Regions from separate parts of the Homo sapiens genome. Here regions 2 and 3 are each linked to region 1. Evidence: chromatin contacts called from ENCODE Hi-C or POLR2A ChIA-PET data. All regions are on one chromosome and are shown on one strand. Each heading gives the region's core, a stretch centred on a gene start or an enhancer-like site at or near the end of the contact. The rest is flanking DNA. Distances are from core to core; before and after follow the strand shown. Region 1 overlaps BCL9 (BCL9 transcription coactivator). Region 2 has its middle 49 kb from the start of GJA8. Region 3 holds the start of GJA5 (gap junction protein alpha 5).

Region 1 (5,033 bases), core at 1,734-4,233:
ATTCTCTCCTACAATAATAAATATTGTTAGGAATGAACAATCATTGGAATTTAGAATACTGCTGTGGAGTCTTGGACTCAAATTCTAGTCCCTAAAACTGAGCATAATCTTGGCAAATCATTGAACTTCTATGCCTTAGCATTCTGTAAGACAGAATGGAATTCCTTCCAATCCTAAAATTTAGGTTTAAGTTTATCAAGAACGGAGGAAACAAAAGCACTTGTTGCCTCAACTTGAAAGTGGAGTTTACAGGTGGAAAAACTGGAGGCAAACCTAACATAAATGCTATGATTAGCTAAAGAACTAAGAAGTCAAACTTACATCATCTATGTTTGCAACACAGTGAGTGCTCATCATTATGAGAAGCAAATTTCAGTAAGTGAGAAAATCAAAACCAAGTCTCTTTAGCATCAAAATCCTTTATTTTTAGCAATTTTACCATTTGGGTAAAAAAATGATTTCTTATCTTAAAATTTCTAGAGTAGCAGTACCAGTTTGAAGCTCTTATTCATAGGATGCTTTTAAAAAAGCATTTCATTATCCATTAATGTTTATGTATATACAGTGTGTTAAATCCTTATACACCAAAATAGAATTCTTTCTCAAGTGAGATGAAAATGCATACAAGGTAGAAAATTCAGAGGGCAAAAATTCTAGTAAAATAACCTATTTAATAGAATAAATCCTAGTTTAAAACACATTTCTATCCCATGTGCAATGTAGCTAAATTACCATTTCTATGGAACCTCTAACCTTTAGATTTCATGACTTTTTAGCGTGCTTAAATTCTCAATAGTATTATTCTTTTACCCTAGTGTCGTATGTTTAATATTCATTTGCATTTTTCTTCTGATTCAATAATAATTTTGAACTTTGACACATAATGGCTGCATGAGGGCTTAACGCTTAGTAAAATGGCTAAGACTTTCTTTTAACATGTGTATTATTGTTTTAATGAGTTTGTTTTGAGCTTGCTGAGCAGAGGTGATCTGGTCTGGGATTCCCCCCAGGCCAGAGCTTATTTTGGCAGTGGTTTTCTCTTATAGACAAGTTCTGTGAGTTCCTTCTTTCCACCTACATTAGCAATCCCAAATGTTTCTTGCATATTGCTGATTTGGTTGTCTTTTCTAATACCATAAGAAAAGTCCGTAAGTCCATACCTGACTTTTTCCTCCTGCCTTCTTTTACAGGGGTTCTTAGCTATGTTACATCAAATATTCTATGCCCCAAACTTGACAAAAGGCATTTTAATTATTTTCTATTTGGAATTCTTCAATTGATCTTGATATTGTTTATACCAACTATTGCCTTTCTTCTTTATTTAATTTATATCCTCAGTCATGACAGAAGACAAAGAGAAAATACCTTGCCACAGTTTTTCATAGGATCTAAGCAGGGGAGGCGGCTATGGTAACTTACGTTGACCAGTTAAAGAGTTTTAAATGATTTCGAAAGCAGATCGGCTTTATCATTTAGGGCTCTCTTGACCATCCTTTACAACTAGCACCATTCCTTAAAAGGTTGCCCAAGGAAGGTTTCCTTTAGGAAGGGAAACTGACACAGGAATAAGTACCCTGGTTAAAACCATGGGTGATAGAAGCAAGAGCAGAAGATTTATCTCGTCCTCCTGGCCATATTGCCTCCATCTGTCTCCAGGGAGAACACGCAGTACACTCTAACATGGGCAGTCTTCACCTAACGGATCCAGAAGAGCTGCGGGGTCAGTGCACACAGTTGCCGAAGCAGCTAACTTAGATCAAGACCCCACAAGGCACAAGGACAGAGGTGTAACAACAGTGTATTCTGGGGAGGGTGCAGAGCAGACAGATCTATAATAACGGTTGTTCACCGCAGCAACCGGGGCCACACAGATGGAGCAGAATAGCCCGAATCTGAGCTTTGATTCAGCAACATGCTCTAACCATGATGCCGTCATTTTTTCCTTCTGAGAAAAAGTGTAATCTAATGGGCTACCCTCTCACAACAGCGCCGGGATACTCAGGCTTTGACCCCTTCAGAGCAGAGGTCTTCCGAAAAATTAGGGGAGCTAGCCCGGCTGTGAAGCGACGTGAGGTCCTGGACAGAGGTTCCCTCTGTGGGCACCAGGCAGCGATGCCTGAGCCAGGCTGGGCTGGGCCGGATGTGAAAGGAGACCCCTGCACCCCCGGCGCATCAGCGGGACTCCTGCACTTCGCAGAGGGCGGAGGAGAGCGCAGTCCTGGGTGGGGGCTGCTCTCCTGCGAGGGGAGAAAGCCGGCCATGGCCCAGGCGGTGCAGACTCAGAGGTGGAGAGAAGGGACAGGAAAGCGGGGTGGAACTGCGTCCCGAAGGTGTGAGGAGGTGGCCTTGAAGGTTGAGGGCTAGGCCGGGACCTGGGCAGCAGGGAAGAGTGAGGGAAAGACCGGCTCTTCAATTCGTTTCTGTCAAAAGATGGCCAAATTCCACGCTGCCCTTCCCCCTCCGCGCCTTTCCTGGCCCCCCGCCCCCCTCGGTTGCTCCCAGGACTGCGCGAGGCGGCGGGAAGGTCCGGGAGAGTGAGCGCGTGGGGAGGAGGGGACGGGAAGAGGAGACCCTCCCGTGCCGAACCTCCCGCCCCGCCGGCCCCTCAGGAGGCTCTGGAGTTGGGGACTAGAGCTCTGCCGCTTTAAGGGGGGAGTGGGCGTCCCCTCCAGCCGGGTGACGGTCCGGGGCGGGCCCTGGCGGGCGTGCCTATGCAAACCAGGAGGTGGTGCCGGCGGTGGGCGGGCCCGTAGTAAAATATCGGGGGCGGGGCGGCGGGAGGTGCGGCTGCCTGGTGGGCAGGGCCCTGCGGGAAGCTGGGGGCGGGAGGAGGCCGCGGCGGGTTGGTACCATCGCGCGCGTCTGGGGAGGGGGACGAGCGACTTTCCCTGAAGGGGCACGAGCGACTTTCCCTGGAGGGGCGGGCCCTTGCTGGTCGCGGGGCCGGACGCTGAGGCGGGGCGGGGCGGTCCCGGTTCCCCGCGGGCGGGACGTCGGGCCGGTGGGGAGGGGGCACCCTCCGCTCGCGTCCGAGGCGGGGCCGGCTGTACCTTTCGTGGCGCGGTGCGGCGGGGGAGGGCCGAAGGGAGGGAAGGGGCGGGACCGGGAGGGGGGAGCCGGAAAGGGGGAGGCGCCGGCGGACAATGGAGCCTATGTGTGCTTGCCGGAGTGGGACGGCGCCGCCGCCGCCGCTGCCGCCGCCGGGGGGAGACGCTGCGCCGCCGCTGCCGCTGGCCCCGGCCCCGCGGGGCTGAGAGCCGCCCCGGACCCAAGCCTCTTTCCCTGCTCCGCACCTCCTCTCCCCTCCCCCACTCCTGCCTCCGGGGTAAGTGGCACCTGGGGGAGGGGGAGGGGAAGGACCGGAGCCGGGGGTAGTGGGGGCCAGGTCCGCGTCCGCGTGTTTTGAGCCGGTTTGGGGGCAGGGGTAGCCACAGCCGCGAAGAGCGGGGTGGAGGGGGGCAGAAAAGGGGCGGGGGCCAGGGTTGCGGATTTAGTGAGGCGAGTCTGGAGGAACCTGTGGGGGGAGGTGGGGGTGCTTCACGGGCGGTGGAGAGAGAGGGCATCTCTTCTTTTTTTCAAAGGTTGTGTCCCAAGCAGTGCTTGGAGAGGTTAAACCAGGAGAGTGAGGACAGTCCCAGGGTCCTGGGATGCAGGAGTGTTGGAGGGGCGAGATGGAGAGCTAAATAAGGGAATTGGGATTGAGTTTGATGAGGTCTGTAAGACCCCTGAGATGGATAGAGGTAAAGGGGACTTTGCAGGCCAGTGACTTGTTGAAGGGTAGGGGAGGTGGAAGCTAGGAAGAATGTGTGAGTAGTTAAGGGCCCAAGCAGGTGAATTGGTGATGTCTAGGTCACTGAGTCATTGTGGGGGTCTTGGGACACACCAGTGATTTCCAAAGTGGAGCCTGAGTCACTGGCCTTTGAAAGTTGCAAAGACTATTAAGATGTCACTGATGAGTGTTGGGTGAGCCTGGTGAAATGGAGATATCCTAAGTAAAACAACAGCAGGGTTGGTTATTATGTCCAGAGGGAAGGAGAGGGAGGGGCCAGAGGCCTGTAATAGTATTGCTGGGGGCCTTATGGGAAGGCTACCAAGCATGAAGGAGGAGGCCAGAAATCTGTCCTCCAAGAGGTCTGAAGGAGGGGGAAGGAAAAATGGGTTTTTAGTGATAGGAGAGACTTAGAGCCTAGATTGGAGTCCAGCTGGGGACTAATAAAGTTACTAGATAAGTTAGAGAAATGGACATAACTATCTCTTAGTGGAGAGTCTGTAAGATGGGATAGAATTGATGCAAAATTTGACTTTGATTACAGCAAACATAGGTAAATCCCTGGCAGTGATTTCAGTGGGGAAATGATTTTCTATGTAAAGAGTTACATTTTGGTCAATGATGGGTATTGGAGTATTAGTTAGCACTTGATATATTCAGGAATTAAATGTTCGTTTTGGGGCAGAGATTTGGATTTGTGCACTGAGCAAAGTGATGAATTAGAACTAACAGACAGTAAGGATAAATTGTAAAATCATTGAGAGATGGGAGGAGGGGGCAAAAGGATGTTGGAGGTAAGACTCATGTGGGTTTAGAACCTTTGTGGAAATTGTGCAACATGATTGTCCTGTTTTGTGTTTTCTACTGAATACTAGTGATTGGAAAGTTTTAGCAAGGAGAGATGTTTGCGTGAATAATGTGAAGGCCCTACATAAAAATTTAAGAAAGACATCCTTATTCACTATTGAAAAACACCCAAACTATTAAAGACACAGATGGGTTTATAAGAGGAGCTGTTAGTTAAATGGCATAAGGATGCTTTGAGCAATGAAGGTTCCATTAGTTGTTTGAGGGCTTGGATAAAAAGAGAAATTGTATTTTATTTTATTTATTATTATTTTTATTTGTTTATTTTTTGAGACGGAGTCTCGCTCTGTTGCCCAGGCTGAAGTTCAGTGGTGCAATATCGGCTCACTGCAACCTCCGCCTCCCAGGTTCAAGCTATTCTCCTGCCTCAGCCTCCCAAGTAGCTGGGATTACAGGC
Region 2 (5,033 bases), core at 1,643-4,142, 250 kb after region 1:
TGGGCCCTCAGGAAAAAAAAAAAACCCTGCCAATACTTTCATTTCAGACTTCTAACATCCAGAATTGTGAGAAAAATCATTTCTGTCATCCAGGTCACCCAGTTTGTGGTACTTTGATTTGGCAGCCCTAGCTGACTAATACACCATCCCAGCATCTTCATCCCATTACATCATCAGCAAAATCTCTTCATCAAATCTCATCTCATCAGCTCAAAATCCAAAATCTCATTATCTAAATCATATAACTCAGGTACAGACAGGGATCCTGGGTACAGTCTATTAAGTACAATTCCTGGGGCACAATTTCTCTCCATTTAAGAACCTGTAAAACTTAAGAGACAAATTATCTACCCACAAGGTACCCAACATACAATGTTCAGATAGACATAGGATAATTGCTATAGACATCCTGGTTCAAAAATGGGAGAGATGAGAGATAAATAAAGGAGTCACCTGTCCATCACAGTATTGAAATTCAGCCAAGCAAATATTACATTTCCTTGATTAAGTTTCAAGGAATGGGAATAGAGACTGTTTAGCTCTCTAACCTCTGAACTCTGCACTCTGGTCTCTGAGTCATCTTTCCTTTTTGACAAAAGGTAGCTCATGTTTGCAGCTGAGTCATTTTAATCAGTCCACTTTCTGCCAGTAGCTCAGAGTCCTCTTTCAAGCCTGGTGTAGAAAGCTAGAACTAGCATATAGAGTGAGGAGGGCATATTTGCAGGTGAGGGGCTAGCAACGAAAATAGGAGATTGGTCTCGTACAGGAACACTGGTCACATAATTAAATATATTAAAGATATTGAGAGCCAGGTTTCTTACCATCAGAAAATGGATTAACAAATATGAAAAATGAGAAATATAGAATGAACTCTGTGGTTTTGGATTGGAATTGGAAGTATCCGTTTGCAATATATAGAGAGAAATATAAAAATATAGATATAAACGTGTGTGTATATCTATATATATTTCTTAGCTATGTCCACTGAGAAGTCCTGGGAAGTGAAACACCCCAAAAGCAAGAACCAAACCTGTTGCCCAGATGCGGGCTTCTCAACATCATTCTCTACTTGAAGGAACCAGGCCTCTTCAGAGAAATGTCTTGAGTTTAAGGCTTGGGCAGGGAAAGTATGAGGTGAGCTCATAACATTTTTTCCCCTCAGAAGGCAAGAAAGTACTCAAAGAATGATAGGACTATATCAAAAGCACACAAACACCAGCTTGAAGAGGCTTCCAATGGCCAAACTGGAGACAATTTGAGTATCAAAGAATGATAGTAACAGATCATAATTCATTGAATAAAATAGGAAACCATGAGCCCATACAGGTATAAAACAATAAATAAATTAATTAAAAGTTTGTTCAGGAATAGAATAGTTACAAAGCTTCAACATTTTTCACACAAAATATTCATTAATTACAAAAAGAAGTAACTTGAAACCGGAGACTAGTAGACATCATCTTAATAAAGCAACTCTTGGCTGGGAGCGGTGGCTCATGCCTCTAATCCCAGCACTTTGGGAGGCTGAGATGGGTGGATCACCTGAGGTCAGGAGTTTGAGACCAGCCTGGACAACATGGTGAAACTGCATCTCTACTAAAAATACAAAAATTAGCCAGGTGTGATGGTGCGTGCCTGTAATCCCAGCTACTCAGGAGGCTGAGGTAAGAGAATCACTTGAACCCTGGAGGCAGAGGTTGCAGTGAGTCAAGATCACGCCACTGCACTCCAGCCTGGGCAACAAGAGCAAAACTCCGTGCCAAAATAAATAAATAAATAAATAAATAAATAAAGCAACCAAAATTGACATCATCAATAATGGGAAAAATTGAAGTTTTGCACTACCTGGCATGATGCACTGAGAAGAACACAGTATCACTTCTATGTTATTCTTTCCAAAGATGCATAACCCAAGTCTATTCTGAGGAAACAGCAGATGGCTCTGAATTGAGAGACATTCTACAAAATAACTGGCCTACAATCTTCGAAAGTGGCAAGGATATGACAGTCAAGGAAAGATGAGGAACCATTTCAAATTGAAGTTAGCCAAAGATGTGATACATGCAGCATTTTGAACTGGATCCTCTTGCTATAAAGAGTATTATTGCAACACTTGGCAAAACTTGGAATGGGATCTGATAAAAATGATTCATCAAGGTTAATTTTCTTTTTTCTTTTTTTTTTCTTTTTTATTTAAGTCACAGGATTTCACTCTGTCACCCAGGCTGAAGTGCAGTGGCACAATCACAGCTCACTGCAGCCTCAACCTCCCAGGCTATAGTGATCCTCCTGCCTCAGCCCCCTGAGTAACTGGGAATTGTATTGTATATACTATATATAGTCTATATAAGCATATGGAAGAATGTCTTTGTAGGAAATAAACACTGAAGTTTTTGGGATAATAGGGAATCAGGTTAGCAGCTTATTCTCAAAGGGTTAAGGAAAAACAGTTACTTCTACCATACTTGTACGTTTTTAGTGTGACTGTAATCCTTTAAAAATATTTAATTTAAAAGTATACTAATAAATAAACGGGCCATGGTTTGACTACTTTTGGGCAGGCTGTCCTCTCACTCCAGCTTGTAGGCCATTTCAGGGCCTGTTGGGTTGGAGACCAATAGTTCGTTGCCAGTCTCAGGCAGGAAAATTGAACTGATTTTGTCCATGCATCAGCAGCTGCCTGAACGTGGCTCAAGATTTCCTGCCTGGCCACATTTCTGGTTAAACTTCACTGACAAATCATTCTCACTGCTCTCAAAATATTTCCCCATGTGTAACGGAGTCACCAAATCAAAGACTTAGGTCTGGCTCTAAAATCTCTCACATTCTTTAGACTACAGCTCTCTGTCTGTCCCTGAATCTTCCTAAACCAGCCAGGCACCCAGGGCTCCTCAGGAATGATTTACTTGCTATTATATTGTGGGGAATGTGGCTGACTTTTGCAAGAGATTTCCTGTCTTCTCTCAACAAGTGACTAAACTGGTTACAGCTAATTCTGCTGGGAAGTAACCAGCTGTTTTTCCACAATGCTGCAGCCATTTCCATGAATTAATTTGGGAGTATTGTAGACCCTTGAAGCAGCATAAGGCTCTGGTGCCTATAGCTTTAGTAGGATTTAGCATCCTCAGCAATGGGCTGAATATAAAGAAACATAAAATCTATTAACGGCTGCTCCTGAAAATGCCTGTGCAGTCTTGGGTGAGGTAAAGAATCTCCCTATTCTTATGAGTGATGAAATGATAGCACCACTAACCCATACCTATTGTCAAGGTGTGTGTGAGGATAAACAGAGTGTATTTGGAGAGTATTGAATTCTATATTAAGAGAATGTAGTATAGCCATATTGCCATATTTATTCAGTGTTAATAGCAGGAAGCAATTTAAAATCCTAGCCCTGCTAAATAAAGGAAGAATTATTATTACTAACAATTACATTTAGATAATAGTTTGTGTTCAGCCACTTATTTATATACTCAGCACACATTCACTGAACACATACTCTGTGCTGGTCACTGTATAGGCACAAAGGATGTAACTGTGAACAGGACAGCACAGTCCTTGCCCTCATGGTGCATAGAGCCAAATGAGGAACTGTGCAACTAGCCACTTCTTGCAAGTTTGAGGAGTAATAAAAAGAAAAAAAAAGAACTTAATTTTCAATGAAAATGACTATTATTATTAGGCAAGTGAAAAAAAAATCATAGGCTTGGAAGTCAGAAGAGGATTTGAGACCTGGATCTCCTGCTTACTGCTATGTCAGCCTCAAAAAGTTACTTAAATTCTGGTCGCCTGGGCAAGATGGCCAACTAGTGACAGCTCCAGGCTGCAGCTCCCAGCGAGATCAACACAGAAGGTGGATGATATCTGCATTTCCAACTGAGGTACCCAGCTCATCTTATTAAGACTGGTTAGACAGTGGGTGCAGCCCACAGAGGGCAAGCAGAAGCAGGGAGGGGTGCCACCTCACCAGGGAAACACAAGGGGTCAGGGAAGTCCCTCCCCTTGCCAAGGGAAGTCGTAAGGGACTGTACCACGAGGAATGGCGCATTCTGGCCCAGAAACCATGCTTTTCCCACAGTCTTTGTAACCCGCAGACCAGGAGATTCCCTCAGGTGCCTACACCTGGGTTTCAAGCACAAAATTTGGTGGCCGTTTGGGCAGACACAGAGCTAGCTCCAGGAGTTTTTTTCATACTCCAGTGGTGCCTGGAACGCTAGCAAAACAGACTGTTCACTCCCCTGGAAAGGGGGTTGAAGCTGGGGAGCCAAGTGGTCTAACTCAATGGATCCCACCCCCATGGCTAAGACCCACTGGTTTGAAATTCTTGCTGCCAGCACAGCACTCTGAAATTGACCTGGGATGCTAGAGCTTGGTGGGGGGAGGGGCATCTGCCATTACTGAGGCTTGAGTAGGCGGTTTTTCCCTCACAGTGTAAACAAAGCCGCTGGGAAGTTCAAAATGGGCAGAACCCACCACAGCTCAGCAAAGCTGCTGTAGCCAGACTGCCTCTCTAGATTCCTCCTCTCCGGGCAGGGCATCTCTGAAAGAGAGGCAGCAGCCCCAGTCAGGAGCTTATAGATAAAACTCCCATCTCCCTGGGACAGAGCACCTGGGAGAAGGGGCGGCTGTAAGCGCAGCTTCAGCAGACTTAAACGTTCCTGCCTGCCAGCTCTGAAGAGAGCAGCGGATCTCACAGCACAGCGCTCAAGCTCTGCTAAGGGAGAGACTGCCTCCTCAAGGCACCTCCTCCAGTGCCTCCTGACTGGGAGACACCTCCCAGCAGGGGTCGACAGAAACCTCATACAGGAGAGTGACAGCTGGCATCTGGTGGGTGCCCCTCTGGGATGAAGCTTCTGGAGGGAGGAAGAGGTAGCAATATTTGATGTTCTGCAGCCTCCGCTGGTGATAGCCAGGCAAAGAGGGTCTGGAGTGGACTTCCAGCAAACTCCAGCAGACCTGCAGCAGATGGTCCTGACTGTTAGAAGGAAAACTAACAAACAGAAAGGAATAGCATCAACATCAACAAAAAGGAT
Region 3 (5,033 bases), core at 1,150-3,649, 160 kb after region 1:
TACTAAGACGTCGCTTGTCACTATGATAGCCATGGGGAAGGCGGTGACCTGGTGAGACTCCATTGGGCACCTCAGGCTTCTGGCCATAACGAACCTGGATGAAACCTTCCCCAGGAGTCTGCTCCTGACCTCGTACTTGCTCGGTGACCAGGTTGTCTGTGTTTTGTTGGGAGGCCATATTATTGCTGAAGGGATTGAAGAATTTTCCCCCAGGGCCATTCTCCAGGCACTGATTAAAGTCGGGGGGTGGTGTGCAGCTCTGGACTATGCCCACAGAGGGGCCAGAAAGCTGGCACTTAGCCATGTGCTGCCGCGGTTTGACAAATCGCTGTCTGATCTTCTTCCAGCCCAGGTGGTAGAGTTCAGCCAGGCTAAGGAGGAGGGACAGTGCAGCCACAGCCAGCATAAAGACAATGAAGACATTCTTCTCTGTGGGCCGGGATACGTAACAGTTGACCGGGTGGGGACAGGGACTCCTGCGGCAGACATGCAGGGTGGTCAGGAAGATTCCGTAGATGAAGTACTGGCCCACAATGAAGCCCACCTCCATGGTGGTGCGGATCAGGATGCTGCACACATAGGTGTTGAGCAGAGTGCCCTGGAGGGCAATCCTTCCATTCCCTTCCTCCCAGCAGGACAGTTCTGCCTTCTCTGCCACCGGGTACTCGTAAGAGCCAGAGCCCCGGACCTCTTTGGCCCTCTCGGCCTCCCGTAGCTTGCGCTTCTCCTGCATGCGCACAGTGTGCATGGCGTGGCCCATGTACACCAGAGAGGGCGTGGAGACGAAGATGATCTGCAGCACCCAGTAGCGAATGTGGGAGATGGGGAAAGCCTGGTCGTAGCAGACATTCTGGCAGCCAGGCTGAATCGTATCACACCGGAAATCAGCCTGCTCATCCCCCCAGGAAGACTCAGCAGCTGTGCCCAGCACGAGCATACGGAATATGAAGAGGACAGTGAGCCAGACCTTGCCTACCACGGTCGAGTGCTTGTGTACTTCCTCCAGGAAATTTCCCAGGAAGCTCCAATCGCCCATCTTGGCACAGCCAGGGAACAGATGCCAAAACTTCTGCAAATGGGAGAGAGAGAAAGAGAGAAAAGAAGAAGGATGTTCTGTGAAGGTCTGGAATGTCTATCATGTTCTGGGATTCCACTGATCCATCCATCCAATGGGTTCTTTAAGAAAATGCAACTTAGAAGTCAAAGCAACCAACGAAAAGCTCGCTCTCCTTTCCCAGCAAAAATAAAAAGAAAGAGAAGATTCAAAGTAGCCATATTAGCAAAATTAGAGCATGGCTCCCACACTTTAACGGATCTAGAAATCGTGGTGTGTGTTACAATATGGATTCTGCTCTTGCCCCAGTAATTCTACTTCAGGAGGTCTGGGATGGCCCCCAGGAATCTGGATTTACAACAAGCAGCCCAAGTAATTCTGATGCAGGCGGTGAGGGACCGCACCTGGAGAAACACGAGTATTAAAAAGAACACAAGACTGGGGTCTGCAAATGTGACTCTGGGCATTTACCTCACTGAGTCTGTTTCTTCATTTATCGAATGGGGATGGGAATAGCTACACCAGAGAATTCTGAGGATTAAATGATATGAGGTGTGTGATATTCTGAAAATCATTCCACAACTGTTCCAAATGTTTAAATGGCTGTTGGATGGAAAAGGAATTTTTTTATGGCTCCAGAGGGCAGAACTAGGTGGAGGAGGAAAGAGTGAGGATGGGATTGGCAAATTTGGCCCCTCAGGAAGCACTCTGCAAAAATCAGAACCATCCAGCATGGACCAGCTGTGTTGGGAGGTGGCAAACAAAAAGTGTGCTTTGGTCACACCAGCTAACAGTATCACAGATGAGTGCTCACTTCCCCTGGCTGGTAAGGCAATGTTGATCTCCCATGCCTCGGTGCAACACAGCCATTCCAGCCACACAGCTCAGCTCGCCCTGCTGCTAAGTTTCTGTGTCTCATTTAAATAAGGTTCCCACACACAGATCTGCCCACCCTTATGTCCAGAATAAATGTCCCAAAACTTTATGTCCCTTACAAAATCCTCCCTCATCTGGCCTTTGTCTGCTTTTCCAGCCTGTTCCTGCCTGTCCACATGAGTTCCTTTTGTCCAGCCATGCCAAGTCTTCCCAAATGCCCTCCTTCTGTACCCCTACATGTCCCCTCACCCCTAGCTGAATCCCATTTACCTTTCAAAACTTAACCCAGTCATTGCCTCCTCCAGCCCTCCCTCCTCCCTCAAGCTGAGCCTCTTCAGCTCCTGTGATGGCCCCCGGGACACTTACTCGTCTCCCAGTGCTTGCTGCCTTGTGTTGTAATCCTCTGCCTGTCTGTGTTCTCCCAGGAGGGACTGTTTGAAAATGGAGACTGTCTTTTCTTCTGTATCACCAGAGCCTGGCCCAGAGTAGGTGTTTAATATATCTTAGTTGAGTGAATGAAGGAGGGGCTGACAGGCACTGTTGTTTCCTACCCAATAGAAAACCAATTCCCTGTTTCTTGCCTGCCTCCCATTGGCAGGGTGAAAAAGCCAGGTATCACTTTCTTAATCTCCTCTGCAGTTAGTTCTGGTAGGTGAGGTATGGGGAGAATCTAAAGTAGAGGGAATGCTCCAGAAAAGGTTTTTCTACCCCCCAGTAAATGGAGAGAGCCTCACTCACAGTGCTCCCATCCCCCTGTGAACAAGAGGGAACCTCACTCACAGTGCTCCCATCCCCTGGTGAACAGGAGGGAGACTACTCACAGTGCTCCCATCCCCCGGTGAATAGGAGTGAGCCTCACTTAGCCCCACCGCTTCCTGCCTGTGGACAGAGTTGTATGAACCAAGATGTCTAAAGCTGTCCAGAGAATCTCAGAAATGTCAACCAGTGCCCTGAGGCCTCTGAAGCAACTCTTGAGGCTCCCTACCTCCAGAATTCTTACTTAGTGAATAACGAATGTTCTTACAGTTTAAGCCTCTAACCATTCCTAACCAACAGGATGACAAACGTCTCGGAGGGAATGGAGCATAAATATTCCTTTCTTAGAATCATAAACCTCAGATTTGGGTGGGTCCTTAGAGGTTTGTCAAATTCAAACTTTGACCGTCATATCTTTGCTGCCAACGTGCTCCTGGTTTCTGTCTGAACATTCTTCATGCTTATGGGGAAAGATGGGGTCAGGGTGGTGCATTTCATAGTCCAGGCTTCCTCAGCTCTTGAGTTGATTGTTGCCTTGACAGGGACCAACCTCCTGGCCCTGTATTCTCTCAGACCCCAGGTCCCCAAACTTGAGAGTATACAGTGTCCCTGGGAATGAGGGAGTTCCTGAGTGAGCGGAAAGCATCTTATCTCTGCTCCTCTCTATATCAAAGACCCATGCAGGTCTTGAGGCCTTTCCTGTCATTTGTGATCAGACATCTGCCCCATTTCCTTAGGTGGCGAAGCGCCCCCTCTTTCAGCCTCCAAATGTGGAAAATTGTGGAGCATGTGCTCAAAAGGAAAATGGCTGATTAGATAAGAGTTTGAATTGTCTGTCCTCTCTTCTGGGCACATGTACAGTGTTCAGCACCTTCAGGGTCAGCCACACACGTGCAGTGACTGAACTATGGTAAATGTCTGAGAAAAAGAGGGAGGGAGAGAAGGGGAGGAATAAAAAGAAGAGAAGAAAAGGGAAGGACAAGGGAGAGTTGGAAATGGAGAAAAAGACCATGTAGGGTTAAGAAAAGACAGATGCAGGAGTTAGCTTACTGAGGTTTGACAAATTTCTATTACCATCTGCTGGGCTTAGATAAATGATTCAATCTGTGTTCCACTTTCCTCACCTGCAAAATGGACATACTATTAACTCATAGAGTGCTATGAGATGATGCGTGCAAAGCACTTAACACAGTGTTCAGCAAATAAGAACTGAATAAAAGGTAGCCATTACTAGCAACAAGAGCAGTGGGGAAGGATGAGAGTAGAAGAAGGAGGGAAAAAGAGAAAGCAGAAAGTAGAGAAAGGTGCATTACAAAGGAGAAAAGAAATGGGAGCAAGAGTAGAAGGGGAGGAAATGAGAGGAAAATGGAAATAGAAAAAAAAAGAAACAAATGTCATATTCTTCCAGGATTTGGGGCAAGTTTTCCACACTCAGTCCCTGAAGACTTCTCCCTTGATCTTCTCACTCTGTCACTCATTCCTTGCAAGTCCCCAAGGAAGTATAAAAATAGTTCCAGGCAAAGAATGTGACCCTTTGGTCTAGTCTGCCAAGAGGCTTGACTGCTGACTCCTTCACTGCTGTCCAAGGAATTCCACCTGGAAGAGGTAAAGCACAGATACAAGAAAGGAACACCTTGGAAAACCAGAAAGGCAGTATTAGGAAGGATATCTTATTGGGAGGGAAAAAGAGAAACTATCTGAGGAGGTATAGGGGTGAGGCAGACCTCCTGGGCCCAGGCAGAGGAAATAGGGTGAAGGGTTTTTCATGTATGACTTCCTGCTGACGCTCAGGCAAGGTCAGAGAAACTTAAAATAGCTACCATGTACCAGATGCTCAGTTTATAATGTGAAAGGTCTCTGGCTGTAGTTACTTTTCCAGCTACGTTGGCTCCCTTTGGATACCCCATCTCAGCCAAAGAAATTTGTAGATTAGATACTCAGTGAGTTTACTGGGCGTATAGCATATAAAATACTTTGTAGATTATTATCTGCTTCTTGGCAGGAAGTGTATTAGGAGGGGCAAAGGAAGCTGCCCATGCCATGAATAAATGCTATCAAACACAATGGCAATTTACCTCACTGCTTTAGCAGTTATCCTCACTGGCTTCCTACCACTTAGAAAGTCCAAACTGCTTAACTTGCCATGTGAAACCCTGTACAGTCTTATGCTATCATTTTTCCACTTTTCCACTCACACACTCAATACTTAAGCTACACAATTTCACATGTACTTATGTGCATCTCACCATTTCTCACCCATTTATCTTGGCTTCTTATGTTCCCTCTGCCTAGAATGTCCTTTTTAAAATTCATTTAATACGTTTATTGAGTGGCTACAGGGTGCCAG

Evidence for each region. A loop is a pair of places that touch in the nucleus more often than their neighbours do. ChIA-PET counts read pairs that join two places held with the same protein, here RNA polymerase II (POLR2A). Pooled maps may share reads with other maps.
Region 2: POLR2A ChIA-PET joins it to region 1 with 11 read pairs in Caco-2. The contact joins two enhancer-like sites. POLR2A ChIA-PET finds 5 or more read pairs at or near these places in 2 of 52 experiments (Caco-2 and WTC11).
Region 3: a pooled map shows a loop between it and region 1 (2.6-fold over the local background). The contact joins the promoter of GJA5 here to the enhancer-like site in region 1. A Hi-C loop is called at or near these places in 2 of 168 maps with a recorded cell type or tissue (ascending aorta and tibial artery) and 7 of 50 pooled maps.

Annotation. Positions count from the first base shown.
Region 1 is chr1:147,597,013-147,602,045 of GRCh38, forward strand. The region is part of intron 1 of BCL9 (BCL9 transcription coactivator); the gene reads left to right. Among named protein-coding and RNA genes, the nearest start is that of BCL9, 58 kb to the left of the region's middle. RefSeq lists silencers at 2,318-2,397, 2,428-3,477. Within about 2 kb of position 2,984, at least 32 of the 41 ENCODE cell types and tissues checked have a DNase peak (open chromatin) inside an H3K27ac peak, as active enhancers do; they include ascending aorta and tibial artery, where a contact is called at or near this core.
Region 2 is chr1:147,850,784-147,855,816 of GRCh38, forward strand. No RefSeq gene overlaps it. Among named protein-coding and RNA genes, the nearest start is that of GJA8, 49 kb to the right of the region's middle. Within about 2 kb of position 2,893, at least 2 of the 41 ENCODE cell types and tissues checked have a DNase peak (open chromatin) inside an H3K27ac peak, as active enhancers do.
Region 3 is chr1:147,758,203-147,763,235 of GRCh38, forward strand. It overlaps GJA5 (gap junction protein alpha 5), which reads right to left and starts at 2,400. Exons shown (of 2, transcript NM_181703.4): 1 at 2,297-2,400; 2 at 1-1,069. The coding sequence starts at 1,036. All of the region lies in intron 1 of LOC102723321 (a long non-coding RNA gene), which reads left to right. RefSeq lists a silencer at 179-473.